2 separate regions of the Mus musculus genome follow, and region 2 is linked to region 1. The links are chromatin loops, found by intact Hi-C in ENCODE. Cell type or tissue: left cerebral cortex. All regions are shown on one strand. Each heading gives the region's core, and the rest is flanking DNA. Links, peaks and the distances in the headings are about the cores only.

The links. Hi-C counts contacts between places; a loop is a spot of excess contacts. Peaks named below come from ENCODE experiments on the same cell type or tissue, not always from the same donor. Only the 100,000 strongest peaks of a DNase experiment are listed, where the experiment ranks them.
Region 2: it touches region 1 in a loop (4-fold over the local background); 3 of 42 quality-filtered maps call a loop at or near these places.

What each region holds. Positions count from the first base shown.
Region 1 is chr8:73,229,928-73,237,534 of GRCm38, forward strand. All of the region lies in intron 1 of Large1 (LARGE xylosyl- and glucuronyltransferase 1), which reads right to left. Among named protein-coding and RNA genes, the nearest start is that of Large1, 120 kb to the right of the region's middle. In left cerebral cortex, for the core only: a CTCF peak has its summit at 3,584 (motif pointing right); DNase peaks (open chromatin) are centred at 3,580 and 4,469; H3K27ac peaks cover 389 bases.
Region 2 is chr8:74,917,515-74,925,121 of GRCm38, forward strand. No RefSeq gene overlaps it. Among named protein-coding and RNA genes, the nearest start is that of Isx, 48 kb to the left of the region's middle. In left cerebral cortex, for the core only: a CTCF peak has its summit at 4,597 (motif pointing left); DNase peaks (open chromatin) are centred at 3,362 and 4,600; H3K27ac peaks cover 1,375 bases.

The DNA of each region.
Region 1 (7,607 bases), core at 1,059-6,058:
ACCCTTTCCCTACTGCCTCAGAGGGTATCTGAGCATTGTATTCCTTCCAGATCTTTACCTGCTTTATCTGCTTAATTAGCATTGCCCTCTGGGTCTCACCCAGCTCAATTGCCTCACCATGCAGGAAACCTTTCAGTACCATAGCCACCTACAGCACAACTTGACTTTTTCTGGAGGGTTATCCATTTGTCATCTGGTTTTGTTTCTATGTGGTGAACTCCAGCAGAAGAGGAGAGACGCTGCCTTCCAGTCAGATGAATAAAAAACACATTTTAGTTTCCAAAGAAAAGAAACTACTTGTATCTTCTGCTAGATTCGAAACAGGAATTATGGAAAAATCTTTAAAATTTCTAATTTACTAGTCAATGCAATCAAGTCACTGGAAAAGCACTAGGGAAGTGAGGGTAAGCAGCAGTTAGACTGGTGACCTAAATCCTATCCGTGACCTTAATCCCAGCAAGACACTGAGCAGGCAAACTTTCTGCTTCCCACAACTTCCATGAAAACAGGTCAAGCTGACATGCAAACATTTTTTTTAATGTGTCCTTTCAGTTCTAGATTTTCAAATTTCTGCTTTGACCCAGCTATAAAACAATACACATTTAAAACCTATATAAGAATAATTATGAAGAATGCTTTTCTGAACTTTTTCCAGACTTGAGGAAAGCCTTCACACGTTGTATACAGCTCAGCTCCACCTAGAGAAAACCAGATACTTAGGTCAGTTTTGAAAATGTTTTATATCTTGCTGGGAATGATGGTTCATGCCTTTAATCATAGCATTTGGGAGGCAGGTATATCTTAGTGGGTTTGAGGCCAACCGTGTGTGTGTGTGTGTGTGTGTGTGTGTGTGTGTGTGTGTGTGTGTGTGTGTAATTCTTATGGAGTTCCAAGACAGCCAAGACTATATAGACCCAGCCTCAAAAAACGCAAAGGAAGAGAGAGAAAAGAAAAATCTTTATAACTCAAAGCAAAGGCCTCAATGAGAAAGTGAGTCTCCCATTTCACCACTTTGTCTCAGCATGGTGCAGATAAGTCCTTGCAACTTCTATCACTGTGAGGTGGGGGCTAAGAACTGTCAACTCTGAGCTGGCAACAGTGGCTAGCTAGCTTTTGCAAGGAATAGTTCCTTTAGTAGCCTGATATTTGTAGAGAGTATCAATGTCTAAGGAACATAAGTATTTCAGAAAATTGTAAGGTCTTGTAAGAGGCTGCAGCCCAACACTGGAAGGAAAGATTTAGGAGTTGATGAAATTCTGCCAAGGGAGCAGGAATCCAGTGAGTAGCTAGTTACTGTCTGTATCCACTGCATCTGTCTTACAACTTAGTAAGTAAGGTACCTGGACATATAGCCACCACAGCATTCCAAAATACACCTGCCATAGCACCTGGAAATGTACCTACTTTGGCACCTGAAAATGCACCTGCCACCATATGTAGAAATGTACATGCTACAGCACCTGCAAATATGTACTTGGCTCAACATTGAGACATGCACCTCCCAAGACACTGAGTGACTATTTGCAGAGAGAAAGTTTCTTTCGCTGGATCATGCAAGGGCATAGAATTTAAACCAAGTCTTTTTACTCTATACCCAAGACATTTTAAGCTCCAGTGCACTACACTTCAACTGCTTCAAAAGCAAGGAAGTATTTGTTAAGGGAATAAAAAGACATCTAAGATTTTTTTTTTCCCTTTCAGTATCTGTAACTCAACAGAAAGACTTAACAATTCATACTACCTAGAGATTTCCATGTATCTTTTTGCCTTCAAATTTATGATGAAAGACCAAGTTGCGCCTCTCTGAAACTCGACCAAGGTTTAAGTGTGTCCAACCTGTCACAAAGACATTTTTAAAGTCCTCATTCTGAGCATCTGATTGTCGGCCATACCAGCTTCTCAAATTCAGCAAAATGTAAGCTACAATTGGCATATGTTTCTAGGAATGGTGGCTGCTGTGCATTTTGTGTTCAGAAAAATACAGAGGCAGAATATTTATTTAGATAACTTCAGAACTTTTAACATCTCCCACCCCCATGCTACTCCCCATGCTCAAAATGCCTGTAGGCACATGTCCTTTCAAGGTGAACATCAGTAAAGTCTATCCAAAACAATAAGCTATAAATAAAATTTCCTTAAGAGAACATAAAGAATGCAAACCTTATATTATAATTTATGTTAGTTAGGGAGAATTTGAAATGAGAAAATAACTCTTTTTTTTTTCCCTAGGAGAAAATGAGAAATTCTCATGATTGATGCAATCAATAACTGAAATAAAAACATCTATGTGACATCCATGGAAAAGCCTGCAGTCACTTTCAAATCTTCACCAAGTAGTTTAGGCACATAAGACCAAACAGCTGTAATAATAATAATAATAATAATAATAATAATAATAATAATAATAATAAAAAATTAACAGTGAGAACCAGGTCTGGGAAGGAGGGAACAAGACATTGTGGCCTTGAATCCTGGCAGTAAACTTGACCTTATACATCAGTGACTTCTGTATGACACAGAGGGAAAGTAAGTCATGTAATACAAAGCTTAAATGACATTTACTCTTTTCTACTGGGGAAGGAAGAGAAATACTACTTTACAAACTTTTCTATAACATTGTTATATATCCTTGGTTTAATTTTATTGTTGGAAATTTTGCTATTGAGAAGACATTTTAGCATGGGCTGACTGCATTCAGAAGAAAAGTATCTAGGGAAAGTGCTACAACACAGCACAGACCATTTCAAGGAAAACCCTTCAACTTCTTTGGCCAGCAAGCCAAAGGCCCATTATGAGGACCCACATTCACCAGCTACTACCATGGGGGCTACCATTACTGCCATCAGGGCTACAAATGCTACAACTCAGATTCCTACTTACAACTACCATTATTTTTCCTAGAAAAATATGATCTTATTTGTGTCATCTTAATAGTAATGTCATCTGACTCAATAAAGGTTATAAAATAATCATACTCATTACTCAAACATCCATAGGCAGATTTCATGGAAACTGTCCCTATTTCCATCTGATTAAGGAAGCCAAAAAAGCAACCTGAAGAGTCTAATGTTCCCTACTAGCCAGTGGTAGAACTGAAGTTCAGACACCCTGACATCTGCTCCTAAATCAGTCTTACTGAGACAGCATGCACAACACCCTGGGTACAGATATTCTGGGATTAGAAACCAGACGTTACAAGACATGTCCGGGGGAATCTCTAAAAGGAGAGATGATACAAAAACAAAAATCAAAGCTATCTGCTATAGTTTGAAAGTCCCTTCTAAACTTTTGTTGAAAGTTAATGGCCACTGTCGGAGCAATCAGTTGCCAGGCCCTCGACTGGTCCATACCACTGCCTCCCTATCCCTTCCCTAGGTAACATTTTTCCCGTTCTTAGAAAAGAGAAATTCAGGAACTTTCTAAAACTACACCCATAAGGAGAAAAGAGAGAAACAGTTCAGTTTCTACAGTGTTTGCCTCACAAGAATGAAGAGCCAAGTTTGGATCCCTAGTGCCCACATAGAGAAAAGGAGGAGGAAGGCTTTAGTAATTGGGAATCTTAGCTCATGCCTTCTATAATCCTAGCACTAGGGGGCAGAGACGGCTAGATCTATGTAGCACACTAAAAAGTCCATTTAGCTGAATTGATGAGATCCAGGACTGGTAAATGACATTGCTGAAAGGGGAAACGGGTGGCTGTAGAGAGTTGAAGGGAAGTAGGAAAAGGGAAGAAGAAGGGAAACGGGAAGGAAGTTGAGGAAAGCTTGGAAAGACACTAACACAGAACATCCACTCTAAGCCAAGAACAGTCTCCTTTAATAACCATGAATAACCTTAGCACCGAAAGTACCCAAGATGGTAAATGTGGTCAGAGTAGACTGAGACCAAGGATCAGGGATGGGCCATGCTCTTCTGTGGTGCCAGAAAGATTAATGAGCTGTATACACAGGCATTTCAGAGATGACTGCACAATATAGCGTCACTATTCCCACTAGCTTCCCAAACAAAAACTAGAAAAAATGCTCTAAAACTAACATCAGTCCGTCCCCCACCCCCATCACCTAGGGTCAGAAAAATGTTGTAATGTTAAAAATATCCTGACTGAAATAGAAAAGGATTTAGCCAAAATCCTAAGGCTGATAGGAGACCAGTCTTCTCCAGGATTCAAGCAGAAAAGACAGTCTCAACTTCTGCTTAATATACACAATATCCACCAAGACAAAGGCAAAGAAAGCCCTGAGAAACACGGAACCATGGCTTCCTACAACCCGAGTTATCTATTTACAAAAGGACTTAAAGCTCTTTCTCTTTCTTATATTAGCAGTGTAGGAAGTGAAAGCCCTTAAAGTAACCAGCTGCCATCCTCAAACCTGAAACAAATTTAGGTCAGGAGTGAGGTTCACTTTTGAAACCCTGTCTCAAAAGAATATATTGGCAAGTAACAGCAGACACCCAGCACCCTCCTCAGACTTGTACCCACACATACTCTGTGCATACATCACACACCCACAAGATGCACTACGATCTACACTCAGAAAATCAGCTTCTGGAACTGAAGAGATGGATAAAAGCACTTGCTGTGAACACAAGAGGATCTGAGTTCAAAGCCCCAGTATCCAAGTTAAAAAAAAACAACAAAAAACAAAAAACAAAAAGCAAAAAAACTTGCTTCTGGATGTATCTTTCTATAACCTGAAAATTAGGGGGATGGAGACAGGCTGGTCATCCTAGTGACCTCACTATCAGCCTAGGTGAAACAGGAACTTTAGGTTCAGTGAGAAACCCTGTCTCAAAAGAATATATTGGCAAGTAACAGCAGACACCCAGCACCCTCCTCAGACTTGTACCCACACATACTCTGTGCATACATCACACACCCACAAGATGCACAAAAAGATTAGCTCTTGGACAAGAATGGTGATGGCCACTGTCATTTTCAGTGTTCCTCCAACCCCCCCACCCCCAGACACACGGCAAGCCCTTCTCCCTGGCTACAGCCTGCAAAAGACACCTGCTAATCCACAAACTTTTTGACTTCTTGGAAATATGGTCCTCTGCCTTAAGCGAGGCAAGCCCAAGCCCTATTTTAAAGACACTCCTTTCACTACTTACCTGTCACAGTCATAAAAATGGGGAAGGGGTTGAGAACACTGGCTTTCATTCAAATGAACCTAAAAAATAAAGAACTCTAATAAAGAAGGAATAGGCTACAATGGTTTTCTTTTCCTTTCTCTGTATTTCATTTTCCAGTTTTTCTATAAGGCCTCTCTGTATGCTGCAACATGAAGAAAAATTAAATTTACTACTGCTGAGGCAAAATCAGGGCTCCTTTATTATAAGGCTCTGAACCTGAAGAAAATATGTTTATGTTTGATGAGATGCCCACTCCCTATTGAAAAATCCAGAAGCTTCTAGGACCCACATGATGTCGATATATTAACTTGTGAATAATTGAAAATGTTAATAAAGAACAGTCTATCCCCAGTCTCTAGACCACATGAAGTTGGTAGCTTAGTTGGAAGATGGGGGAGGGGGACTCAGGGACCAGCCATCCCAGCTGTCCAGAAGGCTCAGTCTGGGACATAGAGGACTTCAGCCTACAAATGTGCTCTTAGGCAAATTGCTCTCAGGATGGAGAGGCAGTGAAAGTAAGAGGAGCCAGTTAAAACACAGATCAGAATTCCAACTCCATGTGGACAAATTCTCTACACTCGGTTTCTTCATCTACAACTACCAACTACAGCCCTGAGTGTCCAATATGGGAAGACTCTGAGAGCAAGTGAGAATATTAATCATATAAAATGAGGCCAAAATATATGTGAGGCTGACTGACCAAGGACAGACAACACAAGCCCTGTCTGCCTCAAGGGAACATGGGGTTTTAGGGCTAGTAACAGCTTTTGTTCATCCTAGTCTAAGAGAATTGGTCTTTTACAAGGTTTGAATCTTCACAAATTGCATAATCTGACAAAAATCAGTTAATCTTAAACCTCAGCTTCTTCACCTAACTGCTTAAGCAGCAGAGCCAAATTACAAGGTTGCTAAAAGCTCATCACAGAATGACTTCAGCACTTGCGACCGAGTACAATGCATGGTGGACCATCAATACTTCATCCCATACCCCATTTGCTACAATTACATAAGGAGATCTACTTCATCTACATGTACAGATTTAAGAAATTTGATCACTATAGTAACCACAGCTCCATATGCATACTTACATGGAGTTTTTGTTTTGTTTTATTTCTATTTTTCTTATATTGAAAACAGATTTTCTTTCATATAATATATTTTAATTAAGGTTTCCCTTTCCCCCAACTCTTCCCAGGTCCTTCCCAACTCTCATTTTCTCTCCTTAAAAAACAAGGCATCGGGGCTGAAGAGATGACTGAGTGATTAAGAACACTGACTGCTCTTCCAAATGTCCTAAGTTCAGTTCCCAGCAACCACATGGTGGCTCACAAACATCTGTAATTGGATTTGATGCCCTCTTCTGCTGTGTATCTGAAGACAGCTACAGTGTACTCATATAAATAAAATCAATAAATCTTTTTAAAAAAGAAAACAAGACAGTTAAAAATAATAAAACCATGAGATAAAACAAAATATACACAAACCAGAATACGACAAACCAAACAGAAGAAAATGAACCAAAGACACAGCACAAGAAACATATGTGTAGAGACTCATATATTTGCACAAAGAAAATTCCATAAAAACACAAAACCAAAAACCTATATACAAAAACGACACATAAAGTTTTTTTTAAAGAAAAAGAAAAAAAAAAAGCCCAAAGAAAGAATCATGAGACAACGAACTTCCAAAACTGCAAATGCCATTAAGTTTGTAAGTGTTGGCATTGACTGCTGGGCATGAGGACTGCCCTTAAGACTAGTTTGTATAGCCAATGAGACACCATAGAAGAAAACTAATTTTTCATTTACAAGTAGTTATCAACTGAAGATAGCTTGTGAATTAGGGATGTCGGCTGTGTCTTCTCCTCTCAGCACTGGAACTCCTTCTGGCTTAGACTCATGCAGGCCTTGCACACACTGACACAGTTTTTGGAAGTTCATATGAGCATCAGTACCTGATGTATTTAGAAGATCTTGTGTCCTTGGTATTCTCTATGCCCTCTAGTTCTTACAGTCTTTCTGCCTCCCCTTCCAAAGGGTTCTGTGAGCCCAATGGAGTAGAGGGAGAATTTGATAGAGACACCCCATTTATAATTGAGTGTTCCAAGGTCTCTCACTGTCTGCACATTGTCTGGCTATGAGCCTCTGTGTTTATGCTCATCTATTGCAGGAAGAAGCATCTCTGATGATGGCTGAGCAAGACGTTATTTAAAGATGTTCCTTGAGTATCTTAGTCTCGGTTTCTATTCCTGGACAAAACATCATGACCAAGAAGCAAGTTGGGGAGGAAAGGGTTTATTCGGCTTACACTTCCATGCTGCTGTTCATCCCCAAGGAAGTCAGGACTGGAACTCAAGCAGGTCAGGAAGCAGGAGCTGGTGCAGAGGCCATGGGGGGATGTTCCTTACTGGCTTGCTTTCCCTGGCTTGCTCAGCCTGCTCTCTTATAGAACCAAGACTACCAGCCCAGAGA
Region 2 (7,607 bases), core at 1,769-6,768, 1.7 Mb after region 1:
AGTAAGGAGCAGAGTTGGAGTTTATTAAATGTTTTATTTGTTTGTTTGATTGATTGATTGACTGATTGATTGATTCACTGATTGCTTTTAACATAGATTTAAGTACTGGGGCTCATAAAAAGAGAGACGTAGATAGGGTGTCTCAAAAAAGTCATGTTCCGTTGCATTATGATAACCACACAGAGATTTTGCTAAGGATTGAAGTTATCTTTAAAAGGTTGTTAAGGAATCCGAACGAGATCGAAGTGTGATTCCTATGGTGCACAGACAGGATTGTAGCTCACAAGTTAGCAGTCTGATGATGAGAGTCATAAGGGAAGTTAGGGCATTTTTTTTTTTTGTCAACAAAAGTTAACAGTCTTGCTTGTGGGGTTGTTAGAAAACATCTGAGGAAGGAACAAAGCTATACTCAAGGTCATACTCACTCAGGCCTGAAGCCTGGTTTATTGCTGTTTTAACATTCTCACTGATAATATATACATAAAATGAACACATTCTGTGTCAGCCGTCTTCAAAGCAAGTTGTTTGTGCTAGAATTCTTGATTCTCAACTGGCAAGAGTTTTCCATCAGATTCAGGGTGGAGGATGGAGTAGGAGGCTCCTTTCCATCTTGTGGTCTTTACATTTACTGTGTCTTTCTATCCTGCTTTATTCTACCTGTGAATGGACAGAGAACAAAAGTTCAGAGAGTGGACAGGAGAGTCAGGATAGTGGGATCAGATAAAGACAAGGCTGTTTATAGAAGAAAATTCTAGAAAGTATCGAACACTAGGGCTGTAACAAGAAATGTTTGCTGGGCAAAGTGACAAGAATCCTAGCAGGAGCAAGGTGAGGGAGGCCAGAGTAAGGGGTAGGACCATAATGGGGAATCCCTTTTATGCCAAACTCAGCCTTCTGATAGTTAACCCATGCTCCTGATAACTTCTCTACTCTCTTGATGGTCATCTCACCTATTGATTACCAGCTCATGAGGTAATATAAGCCACTTCTAAAAGGTATATGCTTGGGGAAGAGAAAGCCATGATTTTTTTAAACATGGTTGGAACCTAAGTTAATTTTAAAGATTCAAGAGGAAAAATGTGAGGGAGGATACTAAAGAAAAAGTCAGACATAAGCTGGGATAATTGGAGTATCAGAAAGCAAAAAGTTGAGTGTGCCCCCCCAACCAAGTAGGTATGTTGTAAACCCAAACCCCTACACAAAGTGTAAGAAGAAGTGACTAAGTCATAAGGGCTCTGCCTTCCTGAATAGGACAGCTTTATCTGGGTTGTGGGCCAGAAATCAAAAGAATGGGATTACCATCATGAGTATGGGCTAGCCATTGAGAAAGAGGACTAGCTATTAAGAAAGTGGGCAACTATCAGAAAAAAATAGGCTAGTCATCACAAGCATATTCTTGTAATTAAGAGAGTGGGTAGGCTATAGTGAGGATGAGCTGACCACTGTGAGAATGCAATTCCTGTCATGAGAATGCATGGACTAGTTAGTCATCACAAGTCTGAGTTAGTTATAAAATGTGTCCCCACTATTCTCTTGTTCCCTCCCACTATATTACCCTTCTGGTCATCATGATTGTTTTTAATAGCTGTGACCCCTTGGCTCTGAGCCTCCTAGGCTTCAGAGCTGTACCAAATAAATGACTTCATCAATTACACAGTTCCATCATAGCAACAGGAAAGAGGAGCCAGGATTCTTATGCCTCCTTCCTTTGCACCCTAGGAGCTCTGTTGCCTTCAACATGCCTGATGCCCATAACTGAAGAGTCTCGGGTTTTTAAAGGGACATATTCTGAGCACAGGGTGCTTCTGAACTCTCAGCCTTCCCACAGGAAAGTTCAACTAGGAAAAATGTAACCAACAGGCCTGAAAGAACTCCACAAAAGACCCTTCATGTGGCTCTCCAGATAGAAGATTCTCTCAAGGAGCCTTGAGGTCACTCTTTGCCACTGAAACACCTTCATCCACAGAAGTCTTAAGGCTCCTCAGCTCTAGCTCAAAACTCAGGTACATCTCAAGATTCATACATACTCACTTGGAAATTCAACTGTCAGTCAGCCTCTGTGGCCCTAAAAACTGTGTGTCCCCTCTATGGCATGGCATTGACTTTGCTCTCAACCTAACACATTTACATTAAATGCAATCCCTGACATGCATTTGTTCCATAAAGGACTGGCAGTAATGTACCAAGATATATGTAAGACACTAAGATCAAAGATCTATAGAACCAAGCAAGTAGGTAATAAAAATGACCGGTGATGTAGCTCAGGGGCAGGATGATTACCTAGCATAGTCAAGGTCCTGGGTTGAATCCCTAGCACCACAAGATAACAAATTTAACAAAGAGAAATTAAAGAAATAGAGTCTATGTCTAACTTTTAAAGATAGGCTCAAGTCTCAGCCAATGGCCATGAAGAGAGTCACACACTGGAATCTGAGCTTCCCACTGACTAAAGGAAAGAAATACATCTAGCTCATGAGGGCCAGACCATCAACGCCCAGGATTCCATTTGCAAGATCCCCTTCAAAATGATTTAATGAACGCTTGGAAGACAGCTCAGTGGGTAAAAGGCTTGCTTCATAAACGTGAGGACCTGAGTGCCATCCCCAGAGCCCATGTGAAATAGTGTTGTGTGCTTATAATCCCAGCACCTGGAAAGTAAAGACAAGTGGATCCCTGGGATGGATGTACTGGCAGCCAGTCGAACCAATCTGGAAAGTTCCAAGCCAGTAAAAGAGCCCATCTCAAAAGCAGAATGAATTGTGCCCAAGTAACGACACCTGAGATTATCCTCTGGCTTCCACATGTGTGCATACACATGTGCACCTACTCCCAAATGTACACAAAAAAGTTGAAGTCATAACAGCAAAAAGAGGATTTTTTTCCTCCTATTCCTGACATTCTAATCTATCAGAGGTACAAGTAGGTCTGTTTGTCACAGGGCCAATTGGAACCACCAATTTCTCTCTTCCAAAATGTTCTAAGACATGAGACACAAAGTATAGAGGCCATTGCAAGAACATTTAGTGTAACTGAGAACAGTGGTCCCTGGTGTGGTAAGAGGTTGGAGTCTGGTGGAGCCAGAACACCTTATTGAGGCTTAAAGATAGTAACCAGTTGCTCATGGCTACAAGGCTAGTCAGTGACAAAGTGAGATCTCTGTAGGCCTAGAGCAGAAATCAGCCAAGCTAAAGAGCCAGACTGAGGATTCCATTGCAGTCAGCCTCTCCAGCCTGGGAGCCCAGATCCAGGCACCAAAATGCTATGGGAGGAGAAAGAACATCATGCTGTCCTACAATCATGGAAATGGAATTTGTGCCCTCATACACAATGCACACAACCTTCTAGGCTACACAGGAGCCTGTGGGAGGCTGTCAAAAGCAGGGGTGGATACCGCTGTGCAGTGACTGGGAATCCTTCCTTCTGTCCGCCTGGCAGATCTGGTGTTGTTCCCAAGCCTATTATAGGCTAGTAGATAAGAGAGAGAAAAATCACTCCGGATGATTCCCACAGGCCACACTCTCCAGCTCCCACAGAGCCCATGAAGGCCTGGCTTCTGCCAGTGTCCCACTCACCCCTGCCTTCTGGGCAGACGGGGAGCTCCTTGAAAGCCAAGTTCCTGAGCAGGTATTGGCAGAGTGTGAAGGGGCTATAAAACCATCAGAGCCAGAGTGTCCTGCCTGTAACAGGGCGGGTTGGTGTAATTTCACAGTGATAAGGGTGGCCTGCAGCTGTGGGAAAGATAGGTGGTCCCATAAAACCCGGTCACCAGCAGGGCATGGGGTGAAAAGGTAGAAGGAGGAGGCAGATCACCCTCACCTAAAGAAGTCCCGTGACTAGAGTCCAGACCTGATTGGTGAGTCCGGGCACAGACACCCAGGGTAACAGGACCTGCTCCTGTTCCAACCCTGGGGCTCCAACCAGACCTAGAGAAGGCCACTGGTTATTGGTACTCTGGTCAGCCCACTTCCATCAAAGCTGAAGTAGGCAGTAAGCTGGAAACTGACTTGACCACTAAGAAGCCATCTGTATCTATGATTCTGCATCCCAACTCATTCTCAGAACCCAGGATCCCTCTTCCTTCGCCATCTAGCACAGGTCTCTTTAGCCTGTGCCAGCCCTGGCTGGATATGCCCTTTGTTCAGACAATTTGAGCATGCCACTCACAGGCAGCTCTGGAAACAAGTCCCTCAAAGAAAGGCCTGTCTGTGCTGAAACACAGGGTACCAGCTAAGGGACAGTCTTCATTCAGTGAGCCCTGGGGAATGGCACTTAACTCCAATCATCTGGAGGTGGCTGGTACCCCTGGGCCTAGGGAGGAACCAGCTGGAAATAAGCCATTTGCCAAACTTCCTACAAGGTATACAGAGAAAACATTTAGTTGACTGCTAAGAGTGAAGAGATACAGCCCAAACTCAGCCATCATGAAAGAGAGAACTCCTTGTCCTGTTACAGAGCCTGCACACAACTTGGATGTTGGTACCACAGAACTAAGGCCCCAGGATATGAGCAGATAGACTAAGGTCTTGACTAGTACCTGCTGAGCTGACAGTTCTTTGTGTTTCAGAATGTGTTCTTGGCTGTTACTGCCACCTCCTGGTTGTCAGTTTCCATCTCTGCAGAATCAGGGGTGATTAAGCTGCCCTCTAAATCTGTGGTTCTCATAAACAAATGTGTAGTCTGCAAGGAGTAGCAGACGGGCTAAGTCAGGTTCTCTGTTCCTCCTACCCAGCAGACAGTGGCATGGGGTTCCTGAAAGAGCACAGGCCAAACAGGGCAGCAGTGTACCCTTGTCCAAGTTCTGCACTGTACAGAAGTGCTCATCTAAGGATAGGCTGAAGTCTTCCTGAAGCAGTGATACACCTTACTCATGTGTAAATGACAACTCTGAGCTCACACTCAAAACCTAGCTCTTATTCCATGACTTCAAGCAATGGGGAGAGCCGCCCTTCAAGATCTTCATATCAGAAATGGGATCACCGGCCTAGTGCCTCCCTATCTCCCGCCCTTCTGACAGTCTGTTGATGTTTAAATGGACCAATCATGTAAAACCTCGCCAATTCCTCCCCCAGCCCCACCCCTTTTCTATAAAAGTCCCTAGCTTCCAAGCCTCGGGGTCGAAACCACTGTCTCCTTCGTGAGATACGTTTCGAACTGGAGCTCCGCCATTATGACTCCACCATGTGGTCGACACCTCTGTCTCCTGCGGGAGATATGTGTCGGCCCGGAGCTCCGTCATTAAACTACCTTATGCTTTAAAAAAAAAAAAAAAAGAAAGAAAGAAATAGGATCACCACTGCTGCCCAGCAGCAAGGATGCTCAGTGGATTGAGAATGTCTATCTTCAGGACAGAGCAGAGACACTAACTCACAGCAGGTTCCCAGCAAGAGTTTTCTCCCACTTCCCCCAGCCCAGATTTCTCCTACCCAGGATTCACTGTTGAGCATGGCTGCCTGCTCTTTGAGACCATCCGTGGATGGAACTTCCCTTCACCATGCACAACTCCTAATGGAATTGTCCCAGTATTCCATTCTAACCCTAAAATACTCACTCTGGTCAGTACTTTTGACCTCTGCTAGTCCAGAGCACTGAGGGTCAGATAAAAATTGAGGTGAACATGTCACAGAATAGCTACATGTGTGGTTTTCTACATTTTTGAAAGTGAACTCAGGTGTTTTCAGCAGATGCCTGTCTGCTGGTCTACATCACCTCTCTCTTGGTTCTGCCACTCCCTACTTGAGAAACAGAGTAACTAAAGAATAGATAGGGTCCCATTTACTTACCATCAGCGACCCATTAAGGATTCTTTACATGCTATCTGATGGCATGTACTGTATTTGCTTACACTCTCTGAGAATGCTCTGAGCTGAGCTTTTGATTGGTTGACTGGTTAACTGGTTCATTGCAACAAGGTCTCATTCTATGGCTTACCATGAAGTCCAAGCAGCCTTGAAACTTGTGGCAATCCTTCTGTCTCAGCCTCCCAAGTATGAATACAGGTGGAGCCACCACACCTAGCTCAGTTAATTTTTTTTATTAGTCATGCTTGGATTGCTTTCAAATCTTTACTAGTACAAGCTCTTTGCCCCTGAGAATTTAGAAGACAAGAGTCATTCTAGAAAGGGGGTTGGGTGGTGGAGGGCTGGAGAGATAGCTCAGCAGTTAAAAGCACTGAATGCTCTTCCAAAGGTCCTGAATTCAAATCCCAGCAACCACATGGTGCCTCACAGCCATCCGCAATGAGATCTGATGCCCTCTTCTGCAGTGTGTGAAAACAGCTACAGTGTATTTACATATAATAAGTAAATAAATCTTAAAAAAAGGAAAAGATAAAAAAGAAAAGTGTGGGGGCTGGTGAGATGGCTCAGCCGGTAAGAGCACTAACTACTCTTCAGGAGGTCCTGAGTTCAAATCCCAGCAACCACATGGTGGCTCACAACCATCCGTAGTAACATATGATGCTCTCTTCTGGTGTCTAAAGACAGCTACAATGTACTTACATATAATAAATAAATTCTTAAAAAAACAAACAAACCACAGATAGCAAGGATCAGAGATGACCCAATAGTTGAAAGTGCTTGTGGCAGCCGGGTGGAGCAGAGGCAGGCGGATTTCTGAGTTCAAGGCCAGCCTGGTCTACAGAGTGAGTTCCAGGACAGCCAGGGCTACACAGAGAAACCTTGTCTCCAAAAAACAAAACAAAACAAAACAAAAAAAAAAGAAAAGTGTGGGGTTGCTTTGACTGCAAATTGAGTGACTCTCCATTGTCTAGGAAACTAGTGCATGCTTTTAACTGGCTGTTTCCAGTGTGTGGTAGGACAGGGAGCTGACAGACACTGGCCACCCTGCTGAGGAGCTTAGATTCTCCTGGCAGTGATGGGGAACTATAGCGGAGGCAAATAAGAAAGTCAGAAATAAATGTAATTGCATCTAAAAACTGGCAGCCTGGGCACTAGCCTGGGATTTTGAGCTGAGAAAAACAATCAGGTTGTCCGTTTTATCCCCCAGTACAGGGGAATGCCAGGGCCAAGAAGCGGGAGTGGGTGGGTTGGAGAGCAGGGCTGGGGGACGGTACAGGGAGCTTTGGGGATAGCATTTGAAATGTAAATGAAGAAAATATCTAAGAAAAAAAGAAAAAAACCAAAGGCTGGGGCGATGGCTCCATACTTATGTTCTTGGCTTGCCTTAAGAGTAAGAAAACCTGTGTTTGAACCCCAAGACCCATGTACAGAAACCAGGAGTGCATATAATTTTAGCCCTGCAGAAGCACTGATAGGATTCTTGGAGCTAGTTGAATTGATGAGCTCCAAATTCACTAAAAGGCCTGCCTCAAAACTAGGGTGGAAGTTGGATGAAAAAGACTCCCATTGTTGACCTATGGTGTGCACACAAGTCAAAAATAAATGTAATCACATCTAAAAACTGGTATTCCATCACACAAACACACACACACACACACACACACACACACACACACACGCAAGACCTAGAGAAGGAAAATTAGTGGTGGTGTTATAAGAGGGCACCCAATGGTGACCAAAGCTGGTTATAGCCCCAGGCTAAGATCACAGTAGTACCTGGGATACAAGAAAACTTTTGGCAACTAGCCC